Regions from separate parts of the Homo sapiens genome. Here region 1 is linked to region 2. A link is a contact called in ENCODE Hi-C or POLR2A ChIA-PET data. All regions are on one chromosome and are shown on one strand. The core of a region is the stretch at or near the end of the contact, and the rest is flanking DNA. Distances in the headings are between cores, read along the strand shown. Region 1 holds the start of CCS (copper chaperone for superoxide dismutase). Region 2 overlaps SPTBN2 (spectrin beta, non-erythrocytic 2).

Region 1 (7,106 bases), core at 4,221-6,720, 100 kb before region 2:
ACCCCGTCTGAGAAGTGAGGAGACCCTCTGCCTGGCAACCACCCCGTCTGAGAAGTGAGGAGCCCCTCCGCCCGGCAGCTGCCCCGTCTGAGAAGTGAGGAGCCTCTCCGCCCGGCAGCCACCCCATCTGGGAAGTGAGGAGCCCCTCCGCCCGGCAGCCACCCCGTCCGGGAGGGAGGTGGGGGGTCAGCCCCCCGCCCGGCCAGCCGCCCCGTCCGGGAGGGAGGTGGGGGGGTCAGCCCCCCGCCCGGCCAGCCGCCCCGTCCGGGAGGTGAGGGGCACCTCTGCCCGGCCGCCCCTACTGGGAAGTGAGGAGCCCCTCAGCCCGGCCAGCCACCCCATCTGGGAGGGAGGTGGGGGGGTCAGCCCCCCGCCCGGCCAGCCGCCCCATCCGGGAGGTGAGGGGGTGCCTCTGCCCGGCCGCCCCTACTGGGAAGTGAGGAGCCCCTCTGCCCGGCCAGTCGCCCCGTCTGGGAGGGAGGTGGGGGGGTCAGCCCCCCGCCCGGCCAGCCGCCCAGTCCGGGAGGGAGGTGGGGGGGTCAGCCCCCCGCCCTGCCAGCCGCCCAGTCCGGGAGGGAGGTGGGGTGGTCAGCCCCCCGCCCGGCCAGCCACCCCGTCCGGGAGGGAGGTGGGGGGGTCAGCCCCCCGCCCGGCCAGCCGCCCCGTCCGGGAGGTGAGGGGCGCCTCTGCCCGGCCGCCCCTACTGGGAAGTGAGGAGCCCCTCTGCCCGGCCAGCCGCCCCGTCCGGGAGGGAGGTGGGGGGTCAGCCCCCCGCCCAGCCAGCCGCGCCATCCGGGAGGTGAGGGGCGCCTCTGCCCGGCCGCCCCTACTGGGAAGTGAGGAGCCCCTCTGCCCGGCCACCACCCCGTCTGGGAGGTGTACCCAACAGCTCATTGAGAACGGGCCAGGATGACAATGGCAGCTTTGTGGAATAGAAAGGCGGGAAAGGTGGGGAAAAGATTGAGAAATCGGATGGTTGCCGTGTCTGTGTAGAAAGAAGTAGACATGGGAGACTTTTCATTTTGTTCTGCACTAAGAAAAATTCTTCTGCCTTGGGATCCTGTTGATCTGTGACCTTACCCCCAACCCTGTGCTCTCTGAAACATGTGCTGTGTCCACTCAGGGTTAAATGGATTAAGGGCGGTGCAAGATGTGCTTTGTTAAACAGATGCTTGAAGGCAGCATGCTCGTTAAGAGTCATCACCAATCCCTAATCTCAAGTAATCAGGGACACAAACACTGCGGAAGGCCGCAGGGTCCTCTGCCTAGGAAAACCAGAGACCTTTGTTCACTTGTTTATCTGCTGACCTTCCCTCCACTGTTGTCCCATGACCCTGCCAAATCCCCCTCTGTGAGAAACACCCAAGAATTATCAATAAAAAAATAAATTAAAAAACAAAGTGAAACCCCGTCTCTACTAAAAATAAAAAAAAATTAGCTGACCGTGATGGTGGGCACCTGTAGTCCCAGCTATTCAGGAGGCTGAGGCAGGAGAATGGCATGAACCCAGGAGGCGGAACTTGCAGTGAGCCGAGATTGCGCCACTGTACTCCAGCCTGGGCGACAGAGCGAGACTCCCTCTCAAAAGAAAAAATATATATATATACACACATATATATATACACACACACATATATATGTGTGTGTATGTGTGTGTGTATATATATATATTTGTTTTTTTTTTAAGAAACTCAAAAAATTAGCCAGGTGCAGTGGTGAGCAGCTGTAGTCCCAGCTACTTAGGAGGCTGAGGCAGGAGGATTGCTTGAGCCCAAGAGTTCAAGCTGCAGTGAGCTATGATCAGGCCACTGCACTCCAGCTTGGGCAACAGAGCAAGACCCCATCTCTAAAATTGAAAAAAAAAAAAAAATCCAGGTGCTGTAGCTCATACCTGTAATCCCAGCACTTTTGGAGGTTGAGGCAGGTGGATCGCCTGAGCTCAGGAGTTTGAGACCAGCCTGGCCAACGTGGTGAAACCCTATCTCTACTAAAAATACAAAAATGAGCCATGCGTGGTGGCAGGCGCCTGTAATCCCAGCTACTCAGGAGGCCGAGGCAGGAGAATCGCTTGAACCAGGGAGGCAGAGGTTGCAGTGAGCTGAGATTGTACCACTGCATTCTAGCCTGGGCAACAGAGTGAGACTCTGTCTCAAAAAATAAATAAATACATAAATAAAAATTAAATTAAATTTAAAAATTGTAACACTTATCCCCACAGCACGAAACAGACATTGGAGGTGGGTATGGGAAGGCTTACTTTTCAGTACACATCCTGGTATACTTTGTACCATGTGCACGTAACTGGTAAAAATTTAATTAATTTTCTTCTTCCTAATAGTGTTTGAGAACTAAAAGAGGTGACAATTTAATGTAGTGTGATAGGAATGCTAAAGTGAGTTGTTCCAAAGATCACCTTTGCCTCTGACCCTTCCCACTACAATTAACTCCAAGGTCTCAGTTCTTTTGATATAGGAGATTTGGCTTGTATTGTGCAAGGCTTGACATAATGGGACTACTAGGCTTGGGGATTCTTTCATGAGAATTTCACTAAGAAAACAATAGTTTTAGTCTCAATCCCTTCATAGTTGGAAGCATAATGTTCCTGAACCCTCCACTCCCAGATATAGACAAATATTTCTTCTTCCAAAGCAGTAAAGAGGTCTAGATGAGCTGCTGGCCATTTAGGGGTGAGGGAGGCATTTGAGGGCACTGGGCCTGGTCAAGGAGTAATAGGGGTATTCCCAGGAGCTACTAAAGGCTGGCTGCTGAGCTCCTGAACAGGGTTGACTGGTGGGGATCCTTCAGGGCCGAGACCAGGTGGCGAACCCGCCGCTGCTGTTGCAGCCAATAGAGCATCTCCACTTTGTCACTCTTCATCTTGTCCAGGTAGGGCCGCCCCTTGAAGATCACTGGCTCGCCAAAGATTAACTCTATCTCCTCCAGGAGGGAAACCAAAGAAGACTCCATTAAGTTGAGCTTCCTGTGGAGATGGCTTCGGACCTGATTCTCCTCCAGGAAGTGACTGGAGCTCAAGTTGGTCTTTTTGAAGAAGCGGTTGGGATTGGAAGCTTGTCCCTCAAACCACTCTAGTCTCGCCAGCAATGCCTCCCGCAGCTGAATGGGCTTCAGGGCCCGCTCCCAGGCATTCACCAATGAAGGCAGCTGCCTCAGGCGGGCTTTGGAGCTATATTTAATGGTCATGTCCACCTGGTCCTTGTCAGGGACCTCAAGCACAGACCACAGTTGTTCCAGATGCTTCTGCAGGCTCAGAATTTTGTGGGGTTCTCCCAGGTGGGGTGTCTTCCCAGCTCCTAGCCTGTGCTCTAGCACAGTGTTCCAATCCCACTCTCCTGGCACAAAGTCTGGTTCTTCATCTTCTAGCAATGGGGGAGGGTGCTGAATCTCTAGGGACTCTCTGGCAGGGGCCACAATCTCCACAGGAACCTCTTCTTCATGCATTTGAAAGATGACATGAAGGAAATCTGTTTCATGGTTGGTGAGGTACTTGAAGTAGTCATCCACAGACAAGGTGGTTTTCCATGAGTTCATCAAGGAGGCCTTGTTTGACCACTTCTCCCAGCTTTTGGTAGCTTGGAGTGATGGGAGGGAGGGCATCTTCTTAGTATTGGACTGTAAAGTGTTTGCTCTCTGGGAGTAAAGTCCAACCAGCTCAGGGTTGATGATTTGAGGCTGTTTTTCTTGACGTAGAAAGGCTGAGGACAGGAAGGTCGACCAGTCTTTATCTGCTGCAGGCTCAACTAGGGGCCCTTGATCAAAATGTAAGTGGTCAGAAGAGACATGGCTCATCAACTCCTTGTAGACCTCCCTGGTAGTACTGCCAACAAAGTTATCAATATCCATTTTTTCAATGGCTTTGGGATCCAGTTCACCAGCCAGATGGTTATACAGGGCTCCGGCCCCCTCAATGTGGAAAGAGTCTAAGAAGTTTCTATCAGAGACCCGTACGGCAGCCGCCTGGACCACGACCTCATTTCTAAGCTTCAAAGTAATGGTCACTGGCTGTGGGTGAAGTGGAAAGGATTTGGGGGGCTGGGGGTCCCACTGCCCAGAGGCTTCTTCCTCCTGGAGGTTCCTCAACATCTTCTCCAGCTCCTCCAGGCGATGCCCTGCAGCTGGGTGACGGGTCACAACCCCCAGGAGAGGAGGCAGGCCTGAGTCCAGTGGTGGGTAGCGAGTCCCCTCCAACTTCATCTTCTTTATCAACTGCTTCAGATCCTCAGCCACGATGAGCCCAGTCAGCTCTGGTTTGCTCTCTGTAGCCAAGACCAGCGGGGTTAAGGGGCGAGATGGGAGTGGAGGAAGGCCCAACTCATCTGCCAGCCTCCAGCCCTCACGCAGGGAGGGCATGGATTGGCCTCTCCGGAGCTCAGGGCAGAAAGGCGAGGGGGAAGCCCTGCTGGTGGGGGCCACAGGATAGCTGGGCAGCGACACCATCTGTGAGGAACTGATGTCGATTTCTCTCTTCTTTCCTATGGAGGGCAGCCAGTGGAAAGGCTTTTTCCTCTTCAACCGAGGGATGGACTTCAATTCCTTCACTGGATCCATCCTTCCTGGCTCATTGAGAAACTCTGGTGGACGGCTGAGTTGGATGAGGTAGTTCAGGTTGAGGTTAGAGCACTGCACTTGGGCGAAGCCAGTGCTGTGAGGCCAGGGGATAGGGCACAGCTTGAACGTCCCAGCGGGGCAGACAGGGTGCAGCTTGTCCACATCCCCAGAGGCCTGCTCTGCCCTCAGCAGGGCCTGGAAGTCGGCAAGCAGGCCACGGTAGACGTTGGGACTAGTAAGGAAGAGTGTGCAGTCCCTGGCGAGGCTGGCGGCCAACCGGGTGAGGGTGGCTGATTCAGTGAAGACCCCCCTGGGAGTCGACATGGTCACCAGCAGGTGCAGGTAGCGCAAGAAGAGCTGCTCGCTGCTCAGCAGCACGTAGGCCTCGAGCCGCTTCCGCAGCTTCTGGTTGTTTTTGTGGCTCAGACTAAGTTCGGCGGGCGGCTCCCGCCAGCTGCACTTCAGCTCGTCCAGGATGACCTTGATGAGACGTAGTCGGGCCTCAGGAGGCACTCCCGCTGCTATCCCGCTGCCGGCCAGCAGCTTGGCCACCTGGCTGCACAGCGACGCCACCGTCAGCTTCGCCAGAGGGAAGGACTGCAGAATCCGGCCCTCCTGCGGGGGGCGCTTCTGAGGCTCTGGGGACGTCGTCCTAGTGGGGAAGAGCGACAGCGGACGCAGCAGCCGGTGGTAAAACCGCTGGAGCTCAGGCTCGGGCTTCGGGGGCTCCATCATAGAGCCGGCGGCCGCCACCGTCCAGGAACAGAAAGCCGAGGGGTTACTAAGGCAACCAGGAGCCCGACGGCCCGAGTGCGCCTGCGCGGCCGCCACCCGGTGGCTGACGAAGCAGGGCCTTGCGTGCGCACGCACTAGGAGGAGGAGTTAAGGGTGGCTTTAGAGGCTCAGTCCCCGCGACGCCGCGCTGGTTGGTGCTCCTGCGCCGGAGGAGTTCTGCGTCTCGGGGTGGTGACTGGGTCCAGAATGGCTTCGGATTCGGGGAACCAGGGGACCCTCTGCACGGTGAGGGTCGAGGCTTCGTGTGGAGCCTCGCCGGGCAGAGAGCCTCGGCCCCTGGGATGATCGTTACCTTGGGAAGAGGAGAAGGAGTGGGCACTTGGGTTGGGGCCTGGGGCCATGGGATGAAACTAGGGTGCGAGGGTAGCAGGGGCCCTGCGTGAGTGTTGGGGGGTGACTCCCATGGTCCTGGAATGGTCATGAGAGATCATGAAGAAGGTGCTTGAAGAGGGGTTAAGTGGGGCTTGTTCCCAGACCCTTGCGGTGGTCATAGGGTAGGTGGTGAAACAAAGTCATACCAAGGCACTTCCCCAGCGATCATCGGTTGGTCCCTGCCGCCCTTGCAGTTGGAGTTCGCGGTGCAGATGACCTGTCAGAGCTGTGTGGACGCGGTGCGCAAATCCCTGCAAGGGGTGGCAGGTAAGAACAGGGTAAACTTTTCTGCAGACAGTCCAGAAGCCTCTGGGAGGGACCAGGCGAATCTATTAGGCGAACCCTACTCCCATTTTACAGATGCAGAAAGTGAACCCCAGAGAGTGAAAGGCATGTTCTCAGAGTTACACACAGACCTGGAGGCAGAGCCTAGAGTACAGCTGTCCAGCTTGCCCTGACAGATTCTAACTGCCTGTCTTGTTGTCCTGAACCTCAGGTGCCCCAGAGACTGAGGAGCTAGGCTGAGGGAGTTCCTGGGAAAACAGGCAGTTTTTGCTTGGGAAACAACATAATCTTGACAAAGCAAACAGCAGCTCAGGCCCTATACCATCCTGGGTAGCTTTCTATACCACTGGGTGTGGTGGCTCATGCCTGTAATCCCAGCACTTTGGGAGGCCGAGGTGGGTGGATCACCAGGTCAGGAGATCGAGACCATCCTGGCTAACACAGTTAAATCCTGTCTCTACTAAAAAATACAAAAAATTAGCCGGGCGTGGTGGTGGGCGCCTGTAGTCCCAGCTACTTGGGAGGCAGAGGCAGGAGAATGGCGTGAACCCGGGAGGCGGAGCTTGCAGTTAGCCGAGATCGCGCCACTGCACTCTAGCCTGGGCAACAGAGTGAGACTCCGTCTCAAAAAAATAATAATAATAAATAAAAGGCCAGCTGGTCTGGAGGTGACCTGGCACAATGAGAAAGATCTGGAAAGGTAGAGCCACCAGCATGGCTCTGGGAACTGGCTTCCTTTGATTCTGTTAAGTGTTTATCCAGGCCAGGCTCAGTGGCTCACGCCTGTAATCCCAGCACTTTGGGACACCAAAGTAGGTAGATTGCTCAAGTCCATGAGTTTGAGAGCAGCCTGAGCAACATGGCGAAAACCCTCCTCTATAAAATATACAAAAATTAGCTGGGCGTCATGGTGCACTCCTGTAGTCCCAGCTACTGGGGAGGCCAAAGCAGGAGGATTGCTTGAGTCCAGGAGGTGGAGGCTGCAGTGAGTTGGATCGCTCCACTGCACTCCAGGCTGGGTGACAGAGTGAGACCCTCTCTCAAAAAAAAAAAAAAAAAAAACAAGTTCACCCAGTCATTCGGCAGGT
Region 2 (6,729 bases), core at 4,120-6,619:
GCCCAGCCACACAACCCATGGAGGCCAGGCTGGTCTCGAACTCGTGACCTCAGGTGATCTGCCCGCCTGGGCCTCCCAAAGTGCTGGGATTACAGGCGTGAGCCACCATGCCTGGCCCAGGACCAGTGATTTCTGATGTCAAGAGGCAGACGGTTCTGGGGAGAGATTTCCAGAATGCGAGAAACCCGTGAATGGCACTGAGGGGAGAGAATGAAAGGTTTCTTGCAAAGAGAGAATGAGAGGAAGCAGAAAGCCACCAAGAAGTCAGCGTTCAGCACTGCACAGTGAGAATGGCCCGGCCACCCAGGCCTCACCCACCTCCTCGGCCGCATAGTGGCTCCTGGCCAGCAGCTCCTTCCCCATGTCGATGCAGGAGGAGAAGCGGTCTGCCCGGGCCTCTATCTCTGCCTTGATGCCTTGCTGGTTCTTGATGACTAGATCCGCGGAGGACACATCCCTGGGGGGAGGCAGAAACAGCATCACCTGCTGCCCACAGCCCCATCACAGCCCAGCCACACAACCCGTGGAGGCCCTGAGCCCTGGGATTCTCACCGGGGACGCTCCTGGGCATCCATCTGCAGGTTGACCTCATCCATCCAGAGCATCAGTTCCCGGACAGCCTTGAAGAAGCGGAACTTGTCTGTGGTGTCCAGCAGCAGCTGCCGGCGGGCGGCAGAGCTTCCCTGAAGCTGGGCCCAGGCCTCGGCCACGGCCTGCATGTGGCGGCCGATCTCCTCAGCCTTGTCTCCAGCGTAGGCCTTCTGGAGCCGGTGGCCGTCGTCCTGCACCTGCTGGACCTGCGGAGCCCCGGGTCAGAGTCAGGCAGAGCGGGGGACTCCAAGGAGCCGCAGCCTGCCTCAGTCCTGGCTGCCACTCTCACCTCCTGCCTGTCTCACAGCCAAAGAAGCAGGGGGAGGAGCCAGGGAGTGGGGGTGCTGGGAAAGATGAAGGCAGGGGCTGGCCACACTCTGCCCTGTTGGGTCTCATCTAGACACCTGGGCTTAACTGGGGGAGGATCTGGAAAAGAGCCATTGGCCAGTTGAACTTTCAGAGGCCTGTCTAGGATGTGATAGACCTTGGAGATTGCTAGAACGTGCTACTTAGCCTGAAAAGGGGATTCAGGCAGGGGCTGATGGGTTCTAGTGGTTGAAGGAAGGATCCATGCTTACTGAGTGTGAGCCTAGAGCTCAAGCCTGGGAAGCACTAACAGGCTGATTTAGCGCAGCATGAAGAGTCTCCTGGCCACTGGGAACCCCTGAAGACATCATGGGCTCTCAAGGGGGCTTGTCATCAAAAGTGTGAATGCAGTGGCTAGATGTCCCCTGCCAGAGATGTTTTCTTTCTTTTTGAGACGGAGTTTCGCTCTTGTTGCCCAGGCTGGAGTGCAGTGGAGGGATCTCAGCTCACTGCAACCTCCGCCTCCTGGGTTCAAGTGATTCTCCTGCCTCAGCCTCCTGAGTAGCTAGGATTACAGGCATGCGCCACCATGCCTGGCTAATTTTGTATTTTTAGTAGAGAAGGGGTTTCTCCATGTTGGTCAGGCTGGTCTCGAACTCCCAATCTCAGATGATCCGCCCTCCTCGGCCTCCCAAAGTGCTGGGATTACAGGCGAGAGCCACCGCGCCTGGCCAAACAGAGATGTTTTCTTGGAGCAATTTCCTCATCTCGAAATGGCCCTCGAAAGAGTGCCGTCCTCCCAGCATTTCTGAGCTCTACCCTAGCTCCTGGGAACTCTCCCCGGCATTTCCCCCATGGCCTCCTCTAAGCCTCCCCCACCTCCTCATGCTTGGGTCAGACCTGGGGGCTGAGGGCCTGAATGTCATGCTCGTAGGCACAGTGTCGGCGCTGCAGGGCCTCGGCAGCGTTGAGGTCGCGGCCAGTCCCGTCCGGAAGCTGCTGCTGCTTGTGCTGCACCCGCGCCAGGGCTTGGCGTGCCCCGTGCAGGAAGCGCTGCAGCTCGTACGCCGCGGCCAGCACCTGACCCCGTGTGTCCAGCAGCTCAAGCAGGTCAGCCCAGGCCTCGTTGAGACTGTCCTTCCACTCGGCCACGGTGGCCCGTGCAGCATGGCCCCCAGCAATGAGCCCATTGGCCAGCGCATTGGCGCTATCTACGCGCTCCTGACCGATGGTGCTTGTGTCCCGGGAGAACTCTCGGAATTTGTCTCGGAGCATCTGGTAGAGGAAGCAGATGGACAGACCATGCCGTGATGTTAGGGGATGTGGTCCCTGCCTGATGGAGCGAGTCCTCCACTCCAAACTCAGAACCCACCTCTCCCCGCTGCATGGGGGCCGGGACAGGTTTCTTCCCTGTGGTTAAGGAGTAGGTGCAGCTGCTTCCCACTGACCCTGTATTTGACAGACTCCCTCCACCCCCAGCAAAGGCGTTTCAAGGTGCTTGGGACCCTTAGGCTTCAGACAAGGATACCCTAACTATGGTCCATATTTCTGTACGACTGAGGGTCCAAGCCCCCAAACTGTCGGGGGGGTGGATCATACTCCGTTTTGTTGAATTCTGTTGAAAAGTGTGAGTGATAATTTCCTGTTTGCCCTTGTCTCAGCTCAGCTTCATGTCCCCTTTCTGTACAATTCTTCAAATTGTGTGTGTGTGTATGTATTTAGAGATGATAGGGTCTTGCTCTGGAGTGCACTAGCGCAATCACTGCAGTGTCGACCTCCCAGGCTCAAGAGATCCTCCCACCTCAGCCTCCTAAGTAGTTGGGCCTACAGGCATGCACGGCTGTGCCTGGCTAATAAAAAAAAATTTTTTTTGTAGAGATGGGGGGTCTCACTATGTTGCCCAGGCTGGTCTTGAACTCCTGGACTCAAGCAATCCTCCCATCTCAGCCTCCCAAGGTGCTAGGATTACAGGTGTGAGCCTATGCCCGGCCTCTTCAAATCATATACCTCAAAACCAGGAGGACAGTGCCTGCTCAGCCTGGTCTTGCCCCTTAGCCCCTCAGTGCTCTGCCTGGGACTAGGTCCTAGTCTCCCTGTGGGTCCTCCACTCTTCCCACGGTTGATCTGAGCTGGGTGCCCTCCCTACACTCACAGTCACATGCTCGTAGTCCTGGCCCAGCTCGTGGGAGGCCGCCACCACCTCGCGCTCCTGGATCCACTGTTCCAGGTCATCCAGCTCGCGGCGGAGCTGGCACAGCCGGAGGTGCTCCTGCAGGCGCTCCCGCCGCTCTCCAGCCAGCTCCTTCAGGCCGGCATACAGCTTGTCCACCTGGGCTTGGCGGATGGATATCCGAGTGCTGCAAGAAGAGTGAGGGAGGCACTGTGGGACTTAGGGGTGTAGCTCTGACCTCCGGTCTGTTCTGTGGAGCCCTGTCCCTCTGAGTCTCCCAACAGCTCGCCCACCCTGTGTTCCAGCTTTCTAGAAGGCTCCGTGCACACAGCACTGAAGGCTCCACATTCCCTGCACCTTCCTGTTCCTGCAGCCGGCTCCACCCCCAGGCTGGGCCGGGCTGCCGCTGCACCCACCTCTCTGGGTGCTCGTGGTCAATCATGTCCTGGCTGCTGGCCGCCAGCTGGTGGATGGTCTGCGCGTAGTCGGCCAGGGCTTGCTCCAGCACCTGGTGCTTCTTCACCTCTGCCTGGGCACTCAGCTCATCCTGGGGGAAGGGACAGTGGCATCCAGCATCAGGTCAGGGGAGGGCAGAACTGGTCACATACACTGGGCTCTGTCCTGGCCCTCACCTTGGCCTTCTCCTGGCCCATCATGTGTAATTCCTGCTCGCCCATCCAGGCCTCCGCCTCGGCGGCATCGCGGTAGAACTGCTGGGCTCGCAGGGCATCCTCCAGTCGCTTCCCTCGAAGTTCCAGCTCGTGGCCCAGGCGTTTCCACATTTCCTGCAGCTCAGCCAGCTCTGGACCTGCTGCTGCTGCACCTAGAGCACGCTGCCGCTCCCTCAGGTCCGCGATCCGGGGCTCATGGCCCTGAATCTCTTTCTGCAGGGTCTGCCCATGGCCACAGAAGAGAAAATGCTGAAAGTCCTGCCCCAGCCCCACGTGCTCCCGGAGACCACCCTTCACCCCTGTGCCTCTCTCCTTCCTGGGTCCTCTGCTCCCTCTCCTAGCCTGGGGGTGCGATGGTAACACCCGTCAGCCGCCCAGCCCCCACTATCTCCTACTGAGAGGACCCACCCTCCCAAGGTGAGGAAAGACAGCCACTGAAGTCCAGGGTTACACTCAGCATCGAGGGGGGCCTGGTCTTAAGAAAAAACACGTCCAAGTCTGGGCAGGCTCCTGGGAACTTCTCTTTTGCCTTCAGCCTCTGCCTCACCTGGTTTTTCTTCATGAGAAGCTGGACGCTGGGCAGGTCCTTGCCATGCTCCATGGAGCTGGCCATGGGCAGCCGCTCTGTCACCCACAACTGGAAGAGGAAGAGGGGGTCAGTGGAGGCCCAGAGGGCAAGGCAAGCAGCAGGGACTGATTAGTGGGAGTGGGGACACCTGGGGCTACCGCCCTGTGTGTGGGGAACAGTCATCTCTGGTTCTGGGAGGCATCTCCAAGTCTCCCTATAGGGGAGATGGTCAATGCCAAAGAGAAGAGGGAATAGAGCCCTGCTGGCATCTCCCTGGCATCCAGGAGGGAGGCTGGAGAACCACATGGCTGGGGGCAGCTTGCCGTCCTTGGCCCCAGTGACTCACAATCTCATCTTCCACATCGCGGTGGAACTGGTGCTGCTCGCGAGAAGCCTGCAGGCGCCGGCAGCGTTCCCGCATGGGCTGGCACAAGGCCCTGAACTTCTCCTCCACGGCCCTCGAGGTTCTCTCCACCTCCCCTGCACCCTGGTCCTCCTGGGCCAGTGCTTTGGCCTGGGCCTGGATTGCCTCCACCTCCTTCTCTCTCACAGCCATCTCCCATTCCAGCATCTGCAAACCGCCAGGAGGAAGGACATGTTAGCTCTGCATTTCCGCCTTCATGCCCAGCAGAGACACCAACCAGTCTCTATCCAGCCCACTGTGGCTGCTCATCACTGCAGCTCACCCAGGGAGAGCATCCCCTCATGGGCTGGATCAGTGGATCTCGAACTTTATATGCACAAGAATCCAAGGGCAGGGGTTGAAAAAATCCCTATTGGGTACTGTGCTCACTACATGGGTGATGGGTTCAATTACACCCCAAACTTCAGCATCACACAATATAACTTATAACAAACCTGCACCCACACCCGCGAATCTAAAAGATTGAAATTAAAAAATCCAGGGTAGTGTGATAACTGTGCCCATTATCAATTCATTGTCTCTCCATCCCCAATCCATCGTGGCCCTGCTTTGAGACACTGGAACTGGCCCCTGGAAACATTCCTCCTTTGCCAGCAGGCACAATCTAGGCCTTGTCAGCAGAGGGCGCTGGAGGGACACCACAATGCCTAGCAGATGTGGGGCATTCCACGGTTCCAAGGTGCTTTTCTTCCTCCTACAGCAAAACTGTCCACAGTGCGCAAGAGATCCGGTGGCTCTTACTCTCTGGCAAGTTTTGCTGCACTCTAGTGGCCACTTCCTGCTGGCCAGCCTTGGCTTGCTGGCTTCAGACATGCTCTGGCCTGTGATACCCCAGCAAATTTCCAGGCCATTCAGTGGGCCTCCGCCCTCTCCAAGGAGGTCTGAGACTCAGCCATCTTGCTCCTTCCTGGGGGACTCCTCAACCCCAGAGGTGTCAGCTGCTCCCTACACTTCCCATTCTGCATTCTTCAGAGCAGGGACCAGCAAGTCCAGCCCACTGCCTAGCCTTATAAAGTTTTTATTGGACCACAGCTGCACCCCTTTTTAAAAAATTTTTTGAGACAAGTCTCGCTCTGCCACCCAGGCTGCAGTGCAGTGGCACGATCACAGCCCACTGCAGCCTCGACTCTCCAGGCTCAAACAATCTTCTCACCTCAGCCTCCTGAGTAGCTGGGACTACAGGCACACACCACCACCACGCCCAGCTAATTTTTGTAGTTTTTGTAGAGATGGGGTTTTGCCATGTTGCCCAGGCTAGTCTCAAAACTCCTGGACTCAAGTGATCCGGCCACCTCGGCCTCCCAAAGTGTTGGGATTACATGTGTGAGCCACCACACCTGGCCATACCCCTTATTTTACATATAATCCGCAGCTGCTTTTCCTTACAAGGGCAGAGTTGAAGGGCTGTGACATAGACCTTACGACCCATGAAGCCCCAAAAATTTACTATCTGGTGCTTTACTGAAAAAAGTTTTCTGACCCCTGCTATAGAGTTCTCTTTACCACCTTTTACTAATTTATACTTCTGTTTTTTTTTTTGAGACAGAGGCTTGCCCAGGCTGGAGTGCGATGGCATGATCACGGCTCACTGCAACCTCTGTCTCCTGGGTTCAAGCTATCCTCCTCCCTCAGCCCTCAGCCTCCCAAGTAGCTGGGATAACAGGCGTGCGCCACCACGCCTGGCTAATTTTTGTATTTTTAGTAGAGACGGGGTTTCACCATGTTGGCCAGGCTGGTCTTGAACTCCTGACCTCAAGCGACCTGCCTGCCTTGGCCTCCCAAAGTGCTGAGATTACAGGCATGAGCCACTGTGCCTGGCCTAATTAATATTTCTTTTTACTGAAGTTCTCATCGTCAAATTATTAGGGGGTCTGTCTCCTAACTCTAACCCTGACTGCGACATATCCCTAGAGATTCTGATACTGGCTGCCCAAAGAAATGACTCTGGGAAATGCTAGTGAAGGTGTTATCTGCCAGGCCTCAGCTGGCCTCCCAAATC

Evidence for each region. A loop is a pair of places that touch in the nucleus more often than their neighbours do. ChIA-PET counts read pairs that join two places held with the same protein, here RNA polymerase II (POLR2A). Pooled maps may share reads with other maps.
Region 1: a pooled map shows a loop between it and region 2 (3-fold over the local background). The contact joins the promoter of CCS here to the enhancer-like site in region 2. A Hi-C loop is called at or near these places in 4 of 168 maps with a recorded cell type or tissue (gastrocnemius medialis, left lung, right lobe of liver and 1 more) and 3 of 50 pooled maps. POLR2A ChIA-PET finds 5 or more read pairs at or near these places in 5 of 52 experiments (A673, PC-9, T-cell and 2 more).

The regions. Positions count from the first base shown.
Region 1 is chr11:66,587,715-66,594,820 of GRCh38, forward strand. CCS (copper chaperone for superoxide dismutase) reads left to right here and starts at 5,471. Exons shown (of 8, transcript NM_005125.2): 1 at 5,471-5,586; 2 at 5,928-6,000. The coding sequence starts at 5,548. It overlaps CCDC87 (coiled-coil domain containing 87), which reads right to left and starts at 5,349. Exons shown (of 1, transcript NM_018219.3): 1 at 2,462-5,349. The coding sequence starts at 5,301. The coding sequence ends at 2,752. RefSeq lists enhancers at 4,135-4,724, 4,725-5,313, 4,876-4,935, 5,106-5,215, 5,246-5,335.
Region 2 is chr11:66,689,487-66,696,215 of GRCh38, forward strand. SPTBN2 (spectrin beta, non-erythrocytic 2) reads right to left here. Exons shown (of 38, transcript NM_006946.4): 22 at 4,653-4,877; 23 at 4,286-4,375; 24 at 3,700-3,960; 25 at 3,484-3,614; 26 at 3,050-3,254; 27 at 1,798-2,172; 28 at 553-797; 29 at 319-457. Among named protein-coding and RNA genes, the nearest start is that of RBM4B, 15 kb to the left of the region's middle. RefSeq lists an enhancer at 5,331-5,831. Within about 2 kb of position 5,370, at least 2 of the 41 ENCODE cell types and tissues checked have a DNase peak (open chromatin) inside an H3K27ac peak, as active enhancers do.